2 separate regions of the Homo sapiens genome follow, and region 1 is linked to region 2. Evidence: chromatin loops called from intact Hi-C (ENCODE). Cell type or tissue: dorsolateral prefrontal cortex. All regions are shown on one strand.

What was found. A loop is a pair of places that touch in the nucleus more often than their neighbours do. Peaks named below come from ENCODE experiments on the same cell type or tissue, not always from the same donor. Only the 100,000 strongest peaks of a DNase experiment are listed, where the experiment ranks them.
Region 1: a loop joins it to region 2, with 1.9 times the contacts of the local background. A loop is called at or near these places in 5 of 110 quality-filtered maps.

Annotation. Positions count from the first base shown.
Region 1 is chr11:134,632,641-134,640,640 of GRCh38, reverse strand. LOC105369583 (a long non-coding RNA gene) reads right to left here and starts at 460. Exons shown (of 3, transcript XR_948212.3): 1 at 333-460. RefSeq lists a silencer at 3,144-3,274. In dorsolateral prefrontal cortex, a CTCF peak has its summit at 4,925 (motif pointing right); DNase peaks (open chromatin) are centred at 1,460 and 4,990; H3K27ac peaks cover 97 bases.
Region 2 is chr11:134,390,184-134,398,183 of GRCh38, reverse strand. All of the region lies in intron 1 of B3GAT1 (beta-1,3-glucuronyltransferase 1), which reads left to right. Among named protein-coding and RNA genes, the nearest start is that of B3GAT1, 18 kb to the left of the region's middle. RefSeq lists enhancers at 1-597, 3,922-4,752. In dorsolateral prefrontal cortex, CTCF peaks have their summits at 4,436 (motif pointing left) and 6,883 (motif pointing left); a DNase peak (open chromatin) is centred at 4,423; H3K4me3 peaks cover 777 bases; H3K27ac peaks cover 7,546 bases.

The sequences.
Region 1 (8,000 bases), 240 kb before region 2:
TCCCAGGCTGCATGGATCTCATTCCAGCCTGCTCCCACCTCAGCACTCTGTCCCCACAGGGAAGAGGAGAGGGAAGGGGCCACCTTAGACACCTGGAGTGTAGGCACTTCCTCTCCAGGACCTCTGACCTGCCTTTCCCTTGAACTGGAATAATGGTTCACACTCACCAAGCACTCGCTCTGTGTCAGGCACCTGACTAAATTTTCAATACATTCTACATCATTCATCCTTCACCAATAGTCCTATGAAACATTTTACAGATTGGGAATCTAAGGCTTACAGAGTGTGACTCCTGCTGAAAGTCACACAGGTAGTGACAAGGTGAGGGCTACCTGGCTTCATCGCTTGAGGCTTCCCCCCAGAGCTGATCTGTCTCTTGCCACAGCCACACTGCTCACAGCAGGTCAGGACGGCAACTCTGTCCTCTCCAATGCAGCCCAAGTGTCTGGGTTGGGGCGCCTCGTTCTGCTTCCAGGGCCCTGTGAGTCATGGGTGGGTTGGTTTTTGCTCCTCGACTCCTGCGCCACCCAATGCTCTCCCTAGGGAGCCGCACCCTTCTCCAGGGCCCGCCTCTACCCTGCCTTCTCCAGGGCCCCCCTCTACCCTGCCTTCTCCAGGGCCCGCCTCTACCCTGCCTTCTCCAGGGCCCGCCTCTACCCTGCCTTCTCCAGGGCCCGCCTCTACCCTGCCTTCTCCAGGGCCCGCCTCTACCCTGCCTTCTCCAGGGCCCGCCTCTACCCTGCCAGGCACACTGGTGTCTCCATGTGGACTCTTCCAAATGTTGCTCTCTGTCCCTGGTTCCACTCATGTGACGCACCCTTCTGTCACTGCTGGGGTGGGTCAAAATCCTCACTCAATCAGGGAGAAAGTGCTGTCCCACAGCAGGGCTGCTCACAGAGCTCAGGGGGAACAGAGACCCTCCCCGTGGGAGACCATGGGGACAGGGGCTGGAATGACCCCAGTAGCTGGGCTGCAGGTGGGTTCACCCCAGGTCTGGACCTCAGAGTTTAGCTAGAGAAGAGGGCTCATGAAATCACCCAAGCTGAGACTGGAAGGACTTAAATAGTGATTTGACCTAAATGTTCAGTTTTTATTGAAATCAGATATATTCTGAGTTCACCCTGCCTCTGAGCTTCTAGATGAGACTGGCTGCATCATGACCTGTGGCAGCCCAGTACCCTCTCCAAACTGGGAAATCCCAGAGGCTGGGGTGTCTCCTGGTCAGCCCTCGAGGCAGTTTCTATTTTCCTCCAAGTCCTCCTTCCCCTCCTTCCCCTCTACTCTTGCAGGATTTTCCTCCAAGTCCTCCTTCCCCTCTACTCTTGCAGTGGGTCTCGTGTCAGGCAGTTTCTATTTCCCTCCAAGTCCTCCTTCCCCTCTACTCTTGCGGTGGCTCCCGTGTCAGGTGCACTGTCAGCTGCAACGTGGGCCCTGCATCAGCTCTCTGATTTCTAGCCACAAAAATTCCCACTCATGCCGGCAGCTGGGGATGCCATCTGGGGCCTCCTCCTGCCCAGCAAGAGCCTGCTGAGGCTGGGCTCCCCGCACTGAGCTCCAGAAGTAGCCCAAATGAAGTGTCCTTCACAGAGACCCTACCAGCCCTGCCAAGACAAGTCCTAGGACCGGGACTGGAGTGCAGAATCTTTAGTGCAGGCATCGAAGGTGCTGAGAGCCAAAGCCGCAGGCAAGACAGAGTCTTCTGGGGAAAGCTCAGATCTAACCTAGAGGCCATGCTCACCCACCTGATCACAGGGTGGGCTACAGAGCTAGGAGTGGAGAAGCCAGAGAAGAAACAGGGCAAGAGCAGGTCTGGAAGAATGAGGGCAAGTATCACAAACCTCAGCACAAGTTTCTGTCATCAGGGAAGTGCTAGCAATGCAGAGAATAGCACCCTAAGATCCAGAGACAGCTGCACACCTTTTTTTTTTAAGTTGAAGGAAGTGTGAGGAGCAGCAATTTGTCCTTTTTCTTAAATGAGATGGACCATAACCTAGTCCCTTAGGCCCTCAAAATTTCATACAGGTGAATGTATTGTCATGATTCTGTCCTCCCATTTCTGGCACACCCGCATATCACTATTTGCACATTTCTTAATCTCCAGGTCCAATCAGTGTGGTGTTTTTTATGTGACCAGCATGATGAGCCCTGGAATGTTGAGGCAGTTAGATCCCGCTGGACTGCATTCGGATTAGAGATCAAGAAAGTTAGCAGAGCTATGGTGCACAAGAGTAAAACTGTACTGCTGTACTTGCTATGTAAGAGCAAGCTGCCATGGGTTCTTCCTCATTATGAGAATTGGCAAAAAAAAATTTTCACCAAATAAGCAGCTGCCTCTCAGGAGTCAGAGATTGTGTCTTATTGTAAGTGCCCTGGCAAGAGACAGAAGCCAACTTTCTGTAATTAGAACAGGGAAAATTTAATGTAAAGAATTACTAACTAGTAACAGTAACATGGTGAACTACTAAAAGGGGTAAGAGAAAAATAACTCAAAGGAATACAGACTTGGCAAATGCAGGGATTTCTACCTACCTCTAGGACTGAGTGGGACAGCCAAGGAGGAAAAGGGCTCACTCAGCCTCAAAGTTAAGAGTCAGACCTGCGGCTGTCAACTGTGGGTGGAAAAGAAGTCCCCTGAGGTGCTGACAGGGCAGGGATGGTCCATGGGAAGTCATCCTCTGGCATGCCGGACAAGCTTACTGGGCACCCCAGGACCCCAGAATTCCAGCCATGCTGCAATAGGAAAAAGAGCACACAGGAATCAGGAACAGAGGGCTCAACCTCTGCTGTACCTTGTAACTTCCCTCCAGGGTCGACTATTGAAAAAGCATCGCATTGCACCCGCTAGCTGGGGAGACACAGCCACAAGGCCAAGCTCAAGGATCACAAAGCAGGCCAAGGGAAGACAGATTCCGGTGGAGAGGCAGTGAGATGATGATCGGCGCATTAATTCACTCCAGTAAGAACACCACTCCAGAGGAGTAGCTGTGCCTGGAGCTTCCCCCTAGCTAAGCTTATGATATTATCCATCAACTGCCAATCTAGTTTGTTTGTATAGGGGCCAGGAGGGTGACTTTAATAAGGATATGGCCCAAGACACAGCCTAGCTGAATGAGGAAAGCACAGACTGTGGCAGATGTCTCTGGTTTCCCACAGCATGTCTTCAACCCAGCTCTGGTTTCAGAGCTGCCTGAGATAGACAACTACATGCAAGTTCAGGTTCTCAGTGGAAATGCCCTGCTTCAAGCAGCGTGTGTCAGATCCTCCCTCATTCTTCCTCAGGGCCCTCCTCCCCCACCACAGCCTCTCTGTGCCTCAGCTTCTTCCAGCCTATGGCACTCGGGCCTGGAGGTCCTGTTGTGTGGCGCTGACCAAGCTCTCACCTGGCTCACCGGCCCAAGGACAAGTAGTGTAGCAGCTGTGGGAGTTAATGTCCCTGGAGACAAATTTCAAACAATGTGAGATGGGCCTCAGTGACTAAATGTCCATCCCAGTAATCTTTATGTGAAAAATTATCAGAGGTCTCAGCAAACTTTAGTCACTTTTTCTCATGGGACTTCCCTCAGTAACACACATTTACACGGGCTTTTCTTCAGGTCTTTCTTAATCTCCCTTCCTCCTCACTCCATCTTCCTGCTATCATCTTCAACATAAAACATAAAACTATTTGCACTCATCGCCGGGTCTTGGGCTCTCTGCTTCCCAAGGAAACCGAGCAAGGGCCCAGCCTGCCCAGGGTAATCACCTCTGACACCGATCATCCATATGGCTCCGATTGCCCTTCACAAGCTGTTCATCCAGCTCCAAAATCTCACCCTGAGAGCTGGCTTTCAAGAACTTCTCTCATACAATTTATGCAGCCCAATTCCCCTAAAGAGTAGAGTCAGATGTGAGGATTTAGACTCAGGCTTTACTTAATAGATGCAATCCTGATACACATGTGAAATAAATGGGAGATGGAGAAGAGAAGAATGAAAAGTAGTTCGAGGTCAGGGTATCCTGCACTGGCCTCTGCTTCCTGGTGAGCCACTGAGAAGGTGGTCAGTCACTCTGCGACTTCATCTATTCACGTCCACGGATCTCCTATGGGCTGTGCTCTATGAAACCAAACTGTGACGCGGTCCAGGGGAGAGGAGGTTGGGAGGAATGTAATTCCTTTCTGTCCCATAACCTCAGGTCTGTTTGTCTAGTTGGCCCTATGGGGAGTGGGAAGACCTCGGCGGCAGGCCCTCCTTGGGCCACAGCAGCTCATCCAAGTCTGAAAGGAGGCAGAGAGGCCCGAGCCCCAGCAATGCAACCAGTGGGCACGGCTTCACAGCCACAGCCAGGGAGTCCCAGCAAGCCAGGAGGAGGCATTGAGCAGACCACACAGCAGCGTCTCAGAGCCACGTGCAGCGGACCGGCCAATGTCAGCCGAGCACAGCGGGAGTCTGTGGGACTGGGAGGCAGGCAGGGCCGGGGAGACATGAGGAGGTGCATGGAGGCATCTTGTACTGCAAGTGTGGACAGGAGTGAGTCGGAGACTTTGTATAAGGAGTGAGATTGTGATGGGGTGGAGCATAAAAGTGATTTATAGTGTGGGAGACAGTTTGGGTCTGAGGAGACTGTGAAGAGGAAGCACAGGCAGTCTCATCCCGAGATGTGTCCAGCTCACCCCAGCATGGCAATGCCCAGGGTGAGGAGCCCCCCGCCCTACACACCGGGGTTCACTACCCCAGCACACCTGCAGCAGGCAGGGAGCTGAGTGTTTAATGGAAGCTGTGTCTGCCTTTTAGCACTCAGATTTATGCAGATATATTTTTTACATTCAGAGTTCAGACTCAAGAAAGGTTGAATTTGTAAACAATTTTGCATCTGAAGCTTCCTCTAAATGTCTGAGCATGAAGCCTGAATGGAAGTAATCAGTACATTTGTGGAGAGGAAGCACAGACCAGTGACACTAGATGGAGCTATGAATGGAGACTGAGCCTGGCCACAGCTCCCTCGAGGGGCCCTGTTCTGGAGCAGCAGGAGAAAGGGAAGCCACCGTCCTCTGGCTTCCAGGCCAGGCTCATTAACCTGGCCTGCTGTTCCTTGTAATGAGTGGAGTGAGGGCATGGGGGTGCCTCTCAGAGACACCAGAGCGGAGGGTTGGTCACGAATGCCACAGGTGTCACAAGAATCTCATCCCCTACCACAGAGAACAAGAAACGCTTTGCCTGATGAACCAGAAGGAGGTGTCAGCAACCAGGACGTCAACTGCATGTCACCCGACCAAAAGTCACGGCCACGATCACATCGGATTTGCCTGGATGCAGAGGACAATGACAAAACCAAATTGTCTTCTTTTCTGTCAGTTCGGCAAATCCATCCTTTTCATCACTGATACCTGTCAAGTCCACCCATGAAATGCCCGTGACTTCACGTATTCATTTCCCCTCGTTCTGCTCCTCTGCGAGTCCAGGCTTCACTGCTGGGGGTTTATCTTACACATCCGTCAATCTGCGACAGTTCAGGAGGGCAGGGGGCTTGGGGGACAGACACATGGAGGAGGCTCAATATGGAGGGAACCCCCCACCTGGTCTCCCCTGTAACCCCTTCCCTCAAGGGCCTCACCGGTGCAGACCCGGCCTCTGCACTCCACACGCCTGTGCACACCCACTCATTCCTTTACGGCAGCCTCGTATTCCACTCCTTGGCTTCCTTGTCTGTGTTTCTGGGCTAGTCTTGAGGGCAGGGTTGACAGCTTATTTATGTCTCTATCCCTAGCTCCATATTCAATACTTAGTGAGAAGCTTGGTAAATATTGGCTGAGTTAATGAAGAAGTAGGGCTCCAAATCAATCTGAATCAGTAAGTCTGATTAAAGTAGCAATGAATAGTTATGAATAATAGGTCAACTGTAGTTTTAAAATAAGTTAGAAAATTATCTTTTTAAAGAAGCACGTTATTGTTCCTTGGTATTTATCCAAAGGAGCTGTAAACTTACGTCCACACAAAATCCTGCACAGATGTTTACAGCAGCTTTAATCATAATGGCCCAAACTCAGAAGCAGCCAAGATGCCCTTCCATAGGTGCATGGTTAAATACACTGCAGTGTATCCAGACAGTTATTCAGTGATAAAAGAAATGCACTATTAAGCCATGAAATGACATGGAGGAAAATTAAATGCATATTATTGGCTGGACTTGGTGGCTCACACCTGTAATCCCAGCACTTTGGGAGGCCGAGGTGGGCGGATCACCTGAGATCAGGAGCTTGAGAACAGCCTGACCAACATGGAGAAACCCTGTCTCTACTAAAAATACATAATTAGCCGGGCGTGGTGGCACATACCTGTAATCCCAGCTACTCGGGAGGCTGAGGCAGGAGAATCGCATGAACCCAGGAGGTGGAGGTTGCAGTGAGCCGAGATCACGCCACTGCACTCCAGCCTGGGCAACAAGAGCGAAACTCTGAAAAACAACAACAACAAACAACAAAAAACCCGCACATGAATAAATGAAAGAAGTCAGTCTGAAAAGGCTGTCTGTTGACTGCATGTTTCCAACCGTATGACATCTGGAAAAGGAAAAGCTACAGAGACAAGAACAAGATCAGTGGTTGCCAAGGGTTACAGGGTAGGGAGGGATGGATAGGCAGAGCATGGAGGATTTTTGGGACAGTGAAACTATTCTGTATGGTACTATCAAGGTGAGTACATGTCACTACAAATTTCTTCAAACCCATAGAATGTACAATACCACGAGTGAACCCTAACATCAACTTAAGGGGGAAAAAAAGCATATTATTAAAACTGCTCACTTTCTACCAATAACAATGATAGTACAGACACAGGAGTAACATCTATTGAGCACTTACTACCTTCAGAGGCCTTGCTGAGTGCTTCACACATATTGTGAAGTTAGGTATCCTCATCTCTCGTTTGCAGATAGGAAAACTGAGGCTTCAAAAGGATAAGGAACTTGCCCAAGGTTATGCAATTAGTATGCAGCAGTGCTCTGACAGCAAATTTCCTGCTCTAAACAATCACATTTTACTGGTTTTCAGGGCAAATTTCTCTCCAGAGGACCCTGCATGGGGCTGACCAAGCACCAGACATCCTGCTAGCAGCAGGACATTAGCTAAAGAGACCCCAAGACTGATCAGCCGTGCAGTCCTCAAGGCCATCAACCCCAGGCCCTATGCACTGGGCATGGGAGGCAGCAGTGTCCAGCTTGATGGCATGATTGGCAAGCACGGGTTTCTCCAACACAACACAGTGGCTCTCCACCCACACGCAGAGTCCTCCCCGTCTCATGTATCTGTTTATCATTGCGTCCCCCAGAATGTAAACTTCAAAACAGCGAGCAATCATCTATCTTGTTCCTAGTTGAATCCTCAGTGTGTAAACCCAGCATAGTGTGGCCTGCCAGTTAATAGATGCATGCAGGAACAAATGAAATGAATAGGTGAACGGGAAAATGTATGAGGATACTACCCTATCACTCACATTATCAAATTCAGCTGAATATTGTTCTACTTATTGTATACAGACAAGAAAAAGGAGACCCAGATTGGTTATTGGCCTGCCAAGATCACTGTCTATGTGGTGTTGGTGCTGAAAAGAGGGCAGGCCCACCAGAGTTTACACCAGGCACACCGGATCCCCACCCAGCATCCCTGCTAGAGAAGGCATCTAGAGGCCACAGCAGAGTCAGAACATCAGCGGAGGCCTTCCCGCTCCAGATCCTGAGCGGTGCAGACAGGCCAGCTTGCAGCCTTTGTCTGGAGGAAGGGCTGTTTCTTCTTGTTGGTGGCACTGGTCCGTCAGCTTCCCCATGGCTCCTGTCTCACAGCTCCTGAAACAGCACAGGTCAATCGAGACACCAGAGCCAGGCCTCCCCATCTTTTTCTCAGCCCTGGCTCCCTGCTTCAGGGAATACACAGATACTCCTGCATGGGAGTAAGCCTCAGCCCCCGAGAAGGTCCACCTTCCCAGCATGAGCTCAGCAGCCCAGGCCTGGGCTCCCCAACTCGCTGC
Region 2 (8,000 bases):
CACATGCACACACGCATGCACATGGGTGTCAAGCAGCAGGCCAGCTGCCCTGTGAAGTCACTCAGGCGGGCAGTTCTGTGGTGGCCAGCACAGCCTCGATGCCCTGTCAGAACAGAATACTCAACCCCAGGGGTTTTCTTGAGTCGAATTCCAAGCAACGCATTGAGGAGGACAGGGAGCAGGCAGGGAGCAGGCACCTGAGTCGCTGTGGTCAGACTGGCGTCTCCCCAAATCATCAGCCTCAAGAGAGTGCTGGGCAAGGGGGAGGGGACACCGGGACCAAACCCATGCTTGCTGTTCCTCACTGCGGGGCCCCCTAACTGCCACTCAGGCCCAGGTATACCCCCACACGCACTGTACCCTGGCCAAGTCCTGGCAGAGAGGAGCAGGCAGGGCATGGAGGCCCAGGCAAGGGAGCAGTTGACAGCTGGAAGGAAACGAGACAGGTGCTGGTTTGCAATGGCCAGGCCTGGTTTGCGCTTGGGCATCTTGACTCAACTTGAGAACCCTCTCCCTGGCTCTGGACCCCCCGCGGCTCTGGGTGGGAATGGGGCACTGCCCTCTGGCATGGGAATGGGGCACTGCCCTCTGGGTGGGAATGGGGCACTGCCCTCTGGGTGGGAATGGGGCACTGCCCTCTGGCCCCCCCTGTGGCTCTGGGTGGGAATGGGGCACTGCCCTCTGGCATGGGCCACGTTGCATCTCACCACAGGACGAGGAAAAGCATGCCATGTTGGAATTTCAGGGACGGAAGCTGGCGGGGCAGAGATGGCCAGGGAACAGGAGAGAACAGGAGGGACATGGTGGGAGTGGTGGGCGGGCGCAGGGCAGGCATCCCTGAGTGCCAGGCTGGGTACGTTGCAGTCAGGAGTGCACAGGAGGATCTGAGCAGGTCGCAGGCTGGGGTTGGAGGGTCTGACAGTGTGTGGACTCTGAATTGAGGAGGAAAGGCAGGCGTCAGAGAGATCACCATAAGGGCCATTGTGGGTAAAAACTTGACCTGGCCCAGGATTAGGGGATGGAGCCCTAGGCCGGGGCAGCAGTGGAAGGAGCTGAGGCCCCGCTGATGCAGGGAGAAGGTGGAGTCAAGGGCAGCCCTGAGGTTTTCATGCCGGGACCATGACAGAAAGAAGGGGGCTTGGATGAGAGCTGCTTCCAGAGGAAAGATGGTGGTTGGATCTGAGGTTGTGTGTTAGGTCACAATGGGACATGCCAGACAACAAGAGGTGTAGCAGCTCCGTGTGAGAGATGGGGAAGCTGAGGCCAAGGGAAATCAAAGGACGCCGTCAGGGGCCTCGTGCTGGTGTTTTCTCCTCTGACGATCCCAGACCCTCTCCTCTCCACCTGCCTCTTCTTTGGAGGTGACGTGGGGCTTTCAGGTCCGTGGCTTCCATCTGCCCTCCAGCAAGCAGCCCGGAGTTTGGTTGGAAGGAGGCAGCAGGAAGCCAGGCCGAGCAGACCCGTTTCCTGGCCCTTCCAGGCTGCAAGGTCAGCAGTGACAGCAGCTGCTCTTTATTGGCCCAACTATGTGGCAGACGGTTTGCCTGATTTTTTTTTTTCTAGTTATCCTGACAGCCTAGTGGTAGGAGCAGTATTTTTATTCCCGTTTTACAGATGGGAAAATGAAGGCCCAGAGAGGTTACCTCACCAGAATCCCGTAGCAGAGGCAGAAAGAGGCTGGCAGGTGCACAGGGTCGTCTGGCTGTGGGGTTCAGAACCTTTCTGCATCGCAGGGCCCCTCCATGCATGGCTCTTCCAGGACAGAGGAGAGCAAAGAGGTGGTGGCAGGGGGGTGGCAGAAGGCTATGACTGTGGCTGGGTTCTGCCGTCACCCTCAGTAGCTATGGGACTAGGCAGGGTCTGAGGAGCTGAGGGCCAGACATGGCCCATCTGCCTTGGTGTGGGGGACAGACTCTCAGGTATCCTTGGAAGCCCCACCCCCCGGTGCTCATGCCTTCGTGCAGTCCTCACCTTTGGTGTGGATGGCATTCGTGACCAGCTCCTAGCCAGCAGACTGTGCAAAAGCATTGGGCCATCACTCCCAGGATTACACTGTGCTCTGTAAGATTCCATCTGCTAGCAGATTGGCTCTAGATCCCTTCCTTGCTGGATTGACGAAGTAAGTGGCCATGTTGGAGAAACCGATGTGGCAAGGATCTGCAAGCAGCCCCCAGGAGCTGAGGGCAGTCCCAGCTAACAGCCAGCAGGAAGCCATGGCCCGCATTCCCACCACCACCCAAGTGAGCTTGGAAGCAGAGTCTTCCTCAGTCAGCCCTCCAGATGAGGACACAGCCCTGCCAATACTTCGCAGCCTTCTGAGACCCTGGACTCCTGACCCTTAGGAACTGAAGAGAGCCAATGGGGGCTGTCCTCTGCCAAGTGTGTAGGAATTGGTTAGATAGCAATAGGATAGGAAATGAATATACTTGTCTTGGGAGTGGGGACATTTCCTTCCAAAAGTGGGCCTGGCTTTTAGAATGGGCCTAGGGCAAGGATGGAAAGGTAGCAAGGAAGGAGGGCAAAGGAGGTTGGGGAGCGAGGACCTTTCAATACCAGACTTCTCCCCCAATCCCAGGCTGGGCTCCAGGGTTCTGTACAAGGACTACTTGCCAGTCCCACAAATCCCAAAGATAGCATGACCCTCAGTAATCCCTATCACGCAGGCAGGGGTCAAGTGGCCAAGTGGTGCTCTGTGCACCATCGTCCGGTCATGGTTAGCACATTCCTGCCGAACGCCTTCCTCCACTCGGCCAAGCAGAAGCACCCCCACTCCCATCACCCATCATGACCTGCTGTGGGATGGCTCCTCTCTGGGGTCTTCCATGGGCCTGGCTCACCATTGTCCAGCGTCCCACAATCCTTTATCAGGTTTGCTTCCTTCAGCTAGCCTTCTCTCCAGCTGCCGCTCCCTCTCCGGCTGTCCGTCCCCCTGCAGAGCATCTGTGTGCCCATCCCCGCTTCCCCACCCGCCCCCGGGCGTGCCCCAGCAGAGAGCAGCAGCAAGTGATGTCGTCACACGGTGAAGCCCCAATTCTTGCTTCAGGGCCTCCTGCATGGAGGCTCTGGGGTGAGTGGATGAACTGCTGCCTGAAGACCACTAGCTACATGATTCAGGGAACTTCAGTGACACCAGCCGGGGCCAACAGTGTATTCGGTTGAGATTCCTGCAGTTAGCCAGAATGGACTTTGACTTGCAGAGTACTATACTAAGCCAAACCCCAGTTTCCATTTTTTACTGAATCATAATCAAAATCAAAGCCAAAGACTATTTCTGAAAAAAAGAAAAACAAAGGAACTACCTAAAAAAAGTCAGTGAATTACATTTCTGATGCTGGAAGAAAACCAAAGCGTGAAAATATTCTCTGCACCAAATCAGAACAAAACTAATACTTCCTTCTGCCCAAGTCCTTGGCTGGGTTTTCCCAGTTAGAAGGGAACAAGATGGTTTGAGCTCTGGAATTCACGCTGCCCTTCCATCAGCAGTCCCAAGCGTGAGCCTGCAGTGACCCAGGCTGGGAAGCAGAGTGCAGACATCCCAGGGCCCAAGCTTGCCACTCTTCCTCCATGAGCAAGGCGAGGGCAGGGTGGGGGGAGAGCAGCAGTGCCTTCCTGGGGGCACTCGGCCCGACCACTGAGGTAGGCCATGCAGGGGATGAAAGGTCAGGGGGCTCTGGCCCTGGAGCAGGGTTGCCCAGTGGGTGGGCACGAGGGTGGGCCAGGGGAGGGTCTGCAGGGGGACGTGGTGTGGGCACGGGTGGCACTGGACACAGAGGCCAAGGCCCGAGTTTGAGCAGCTCTGCTGACACCTAACGCAGTGACCTTAGGCCGATCACTCAGGTTCTCTGAGCTTTGGTGTCCTCACATGCAAAATGGGGACGAGATCTGTGTGTCTGCCTCATGCTGTGGCTGCTCTGAACATCGAGGGACTGGGCTTTATGGAAAAGGGAGTCTTACTGTTTCAATGTAAGATTCAGAGTGGAATCTGCTATGGGGCCCCTCCCCAGCCCTCTGCAGTCGGTGACCAGGGCAAAGGAGGAGCAGGGGCCTGGGAAAGTGGCTCCTATATGGTGTGAGGTCAGTGCCTGTGTCCTGCCCCCCAGCAGGGCTGTGGTGGGCCCGGGAGGCGGTGGTGCTGGGGGCAGGAGGGCCGGGGTTAGGTTAATGAAGTATGGATTGACTGGGCTGGGAGCTGATTAGCTGTGGCATCAGGCGTTTCCTGAGCAGCGCCTGCAGAATCAATACTAATCCGCTGATCCCATTAGGGGCACCTGGAGATCTGTGGGACAAAGCCTGTCCCTCCCTCTCTTTGGGGGCACTGGGGTTCCTGGGTGACAGAGATGATATGAACAGCAGCTGTCTTAACCAGCAGGTTGGTGTCCTGCACCCGGTCCGCACAGCACACTGACCGGCGCCGTGTGATGCCTGGGGCTCCCTCTGCTGTCACCACTGAGCCCACGCCCTCAAGAGTCAGTGACGCCGGTTCCCAGCCTGTTCACAGCACTCACCGTCTCGCTTGCTACTGTCATCACAGAATGTCATGTAAACTGTTGAAATAGCGTGTTGAAGTAAATGTGTTGTTTCTATGAAAATTTCATAAGGTGAGTCCAGAAAAAAGTTCTCCAAGTTAGGTAAAGGCTGGCAGGGAAAAGTCATATTCTAAAGGGTGCTACACTCAGACTGCTCACCAAGTGCTCCTCAGCCCTTGAATCACTTTGAAGAAATCAAAACGAGATCGCAGCGGGATGCTGCGATGTGGCTGATGTCAGACGGTCAGCACAGACCTCCCTGACCCCGTGTCGGCTGAGCGGAAGTGCTGAGAGCCAGCAAGGATGGGTCGTTCGGATTTGGGAAAAATTAGCATGCATTGTGCAGTCCTGGGGAAACATCATCTATGGGACAACTGGCTCTGCGAGTTACTTACATTGAAATGTATGGCATGTATGTATCATTTGGAAAGATTCTTCGCCTTAATGGACTTTTTTGATGAACCACTTAACTACTGTTCCCATCTTACTGGGTAAAAAGGCCTTTCTCGTCCTCCAGGGATGAGTACCTCGGACAGTGTCTGAGCTTGTTTGTAACCTACCACGCACACGCATGCAGGCCTTTGGGAACATTTTGCGTTCACACGTCACCTGCACTGGAGCGAGCTGTGTCGTCTCTTCCGCTCTGGACTGAGCAAAGCTTCCCCACCCTGGATTGCCCACAGAATCCAACACAGTGCTTTGCCTGCTACAGATGCTCAATTAATATTTGTTGAGTGAAATTAAATAAGCTCCTCTCCTCAGGGCCTGAGGCATTGCTGAGGCCTTCGTTTGAACACCTGCAGGCTCAGAAGAAAACCTTTCCATGCTTTTACAATTGGCCAGCCTTGAACCACCCCTGCACATGCTCCAGCCTCACATGTTCTGCCCCAGCCTGGGTCAATCAGAGCCTTCCCATCTGAGTCCCAGACACCCCCTAGTCCTTATTCACAGCGCACAGCACCCTAAAACCCATAGACAAATTCCTCTCTGGAGGTGCCATGGCTCATACCTGTAATCTCAGCACTTTGGGAAGCCAAAGCAGGAGGATCTGTTGAGCCCAGTAGGTTGAGACCAGCTGGACAGCATAGTGACACCCTGTCTCTACAAAAAAGAATTTTAAATTAGCTGGACATGGTGGCAGGTACCTGTGGTCCCAGCTACTTGGGAGGCTAAGGCAGGAGGATCACTTGAGTTCCGGAACTCAAGCCTGCAGAGAGCTGTGATCATGGCACTGTACTCCAGCCTGGGTGACAGAGTGAGACCCTGTCTCTCAAAACAAAACCAAATGCCACAAATTCCTGCAGAGAGGTGTTCCCAGTATGGCCGATCTCCATAGGCATACTGGCCCTTAAGTCAGGACTCAGTTCCACGGGCCCTTAAGTCAGGACTCAGTTCCATGGGTGCTGGCCCTTAAGTCAGGACTCAGTTCCACGGGTGCTGGCCCTTAAGTCAGGACTCAGTTCCACGGAGGCTGTTTTGTTGGCGCTCTTGCCTCGCCTCTGGCCCTAGGTGCCCACTGAGCTACACTTTCCTCACATAGGACATCCCTTCATCTTCGCAGAGCCCTATGGTAACCTCCAGTTGCTAAAATGGCAGGATCGTTGAAACTTCCAGCTCAACCTCCCTATTGTAAAGACGAGGTCAAGGAGGGCAATCAGCATGACCCAGGTCCCCGTGGAGCACCTGCCGGACACGTCCAGGCCGCCACCCTCCCACTCCCATGTGCTGCCCCAGCTTCTGCTCCCCATCTGGGAACCACCCTCCACTCTCCCACAGGGAAGTGCTTGCTTCCCTCTGAGGCTCTGAGGGCACCCGGGGAGGGCAGGGCACAGCCTTTTGTGTCTCTACTTGCCGAGACGCCTGAGATCTGAGGTTGGTCACAGATATGGTGCAAGTGTCAGGATGGGAGTTGTGACCACGGCAGGCCTGGGCCCTACACTCACACACACTGCCCACGCCGCGTCCTGCCTCTCCACGAAGTCCCCCTTGTGCCTCCACCCATCTCCTCCTCCAGCACCCCATTCTTCCCCGTGCTTGCCTCCATCTCCTGGGCTCTCCTGGGTGTGGCCAAGCCACTCCTGCACCTTTGTGCTGATTCTTCTGCCTGACCCAAGGTCCTAGAAGCCATTCTGGGGTCCTTGTTAGAGACAGCCTGCGACCACAGACAAACACCGCCCTCCTCCAAGCCCCAGGCAGAAGCAGCAGGCTGCGAGAGGGGACCAGTGCTGGCCAACCTTGCAGCCCCGTCTCAGACTGGGGCCCAGAGCTGGGGGCAGGTGCAGCCCACCCGCTGCCTGGCCCCAAGCCCCTGCCCAGCCCAGGCATCACATCCCACGACCTGCCCCCTGCCGGCCAGCTGGCGTTCTCCAGGCTGGGGGCTCTCTGTGTTCTGCTTGATAACTGCCTGGTAATTAGCTCCACGATTTTGCTACTATGCTTATAATAGCCTCCATTAAAGTTATGGGGTTTTCAAGCCATAATGGCTTCCAGAGTAATTAATGCACAACTGGGTTTATTGCTGAGTTTATTTTTAGAGGTTTTCTCCCTCTCTCCCCCTCCCTTTTCTCTCATAGATGTTTTGACCAAAAAGACTGGATGGGAGCAGAAGGCACCCCACGGCACCCTTGCCCACAGGCCCCATCCTCCCCTCTCTTCCCTTCCCGCCCCTCCTTCCTGCTTCAGCCTCCAAGCAGGTGCTAGGGCCCTGCAGTGGGGGCAGCCATTGCAGAGGAGGGTGGCTGTGGTCCAGGCCAGAGGAAGCATTTGGCCTGTGTGTGCCCCTTACCCACCCTGCGCCTGGCCCAGGTTCGAGAGGCTTGGAGGCCTGGGACCTCTTATCCTATGCCCCCGATGACAGCATAGAGCCAGATGGCCTGGACTCAATTCCAGCTCCACCATTTCCTAATGGTTGACCTCAGGCAAGTTACTCCCCTTCTCTGGCCTCGATGAACCCACAGGGACCACAGCCATGCCTACTGCACAGGGCTGCTGTGACGTTGCAGGAGCAGGTGCATGTGAAGAGCTGAGCCTCATCTTCGGACATCTCTCATGCTATAGGGAAGTTTGTATAAACAACAGTGCAAGCGGGGGCTGAGAGGCTGCCCCAAAGGAAAGGCAGTGGCCCACAGGGACTGAGCTGGCAGGACACTCATCTTCTCTCCTTGGCTTTCTCCATCCTGGTATTAGAACCTGCACCAACACCAGGAGCACTTGAGAAAGCTCCTTCGAGAGTCTCTGAGAACACAGAAGAAATCTTCCTGGACATTTCTGAAGCCCCAGCCAGGCCCAGCCTCCCCATCCTTCATCAGATGTGGCCTAAGATCCAAACGTGTCTTGGCCAAAGAACCAAAACGTGTCTTGACACGCAGCCCCATGCAGCCCCAGCAGTGGCCTGGGTGTGGAGGGACAGGCTAAATCTGGGGGATGTGGCATGAAGTCACTTGCATCTCAGACCACAAGACCCAGCAGGCATCC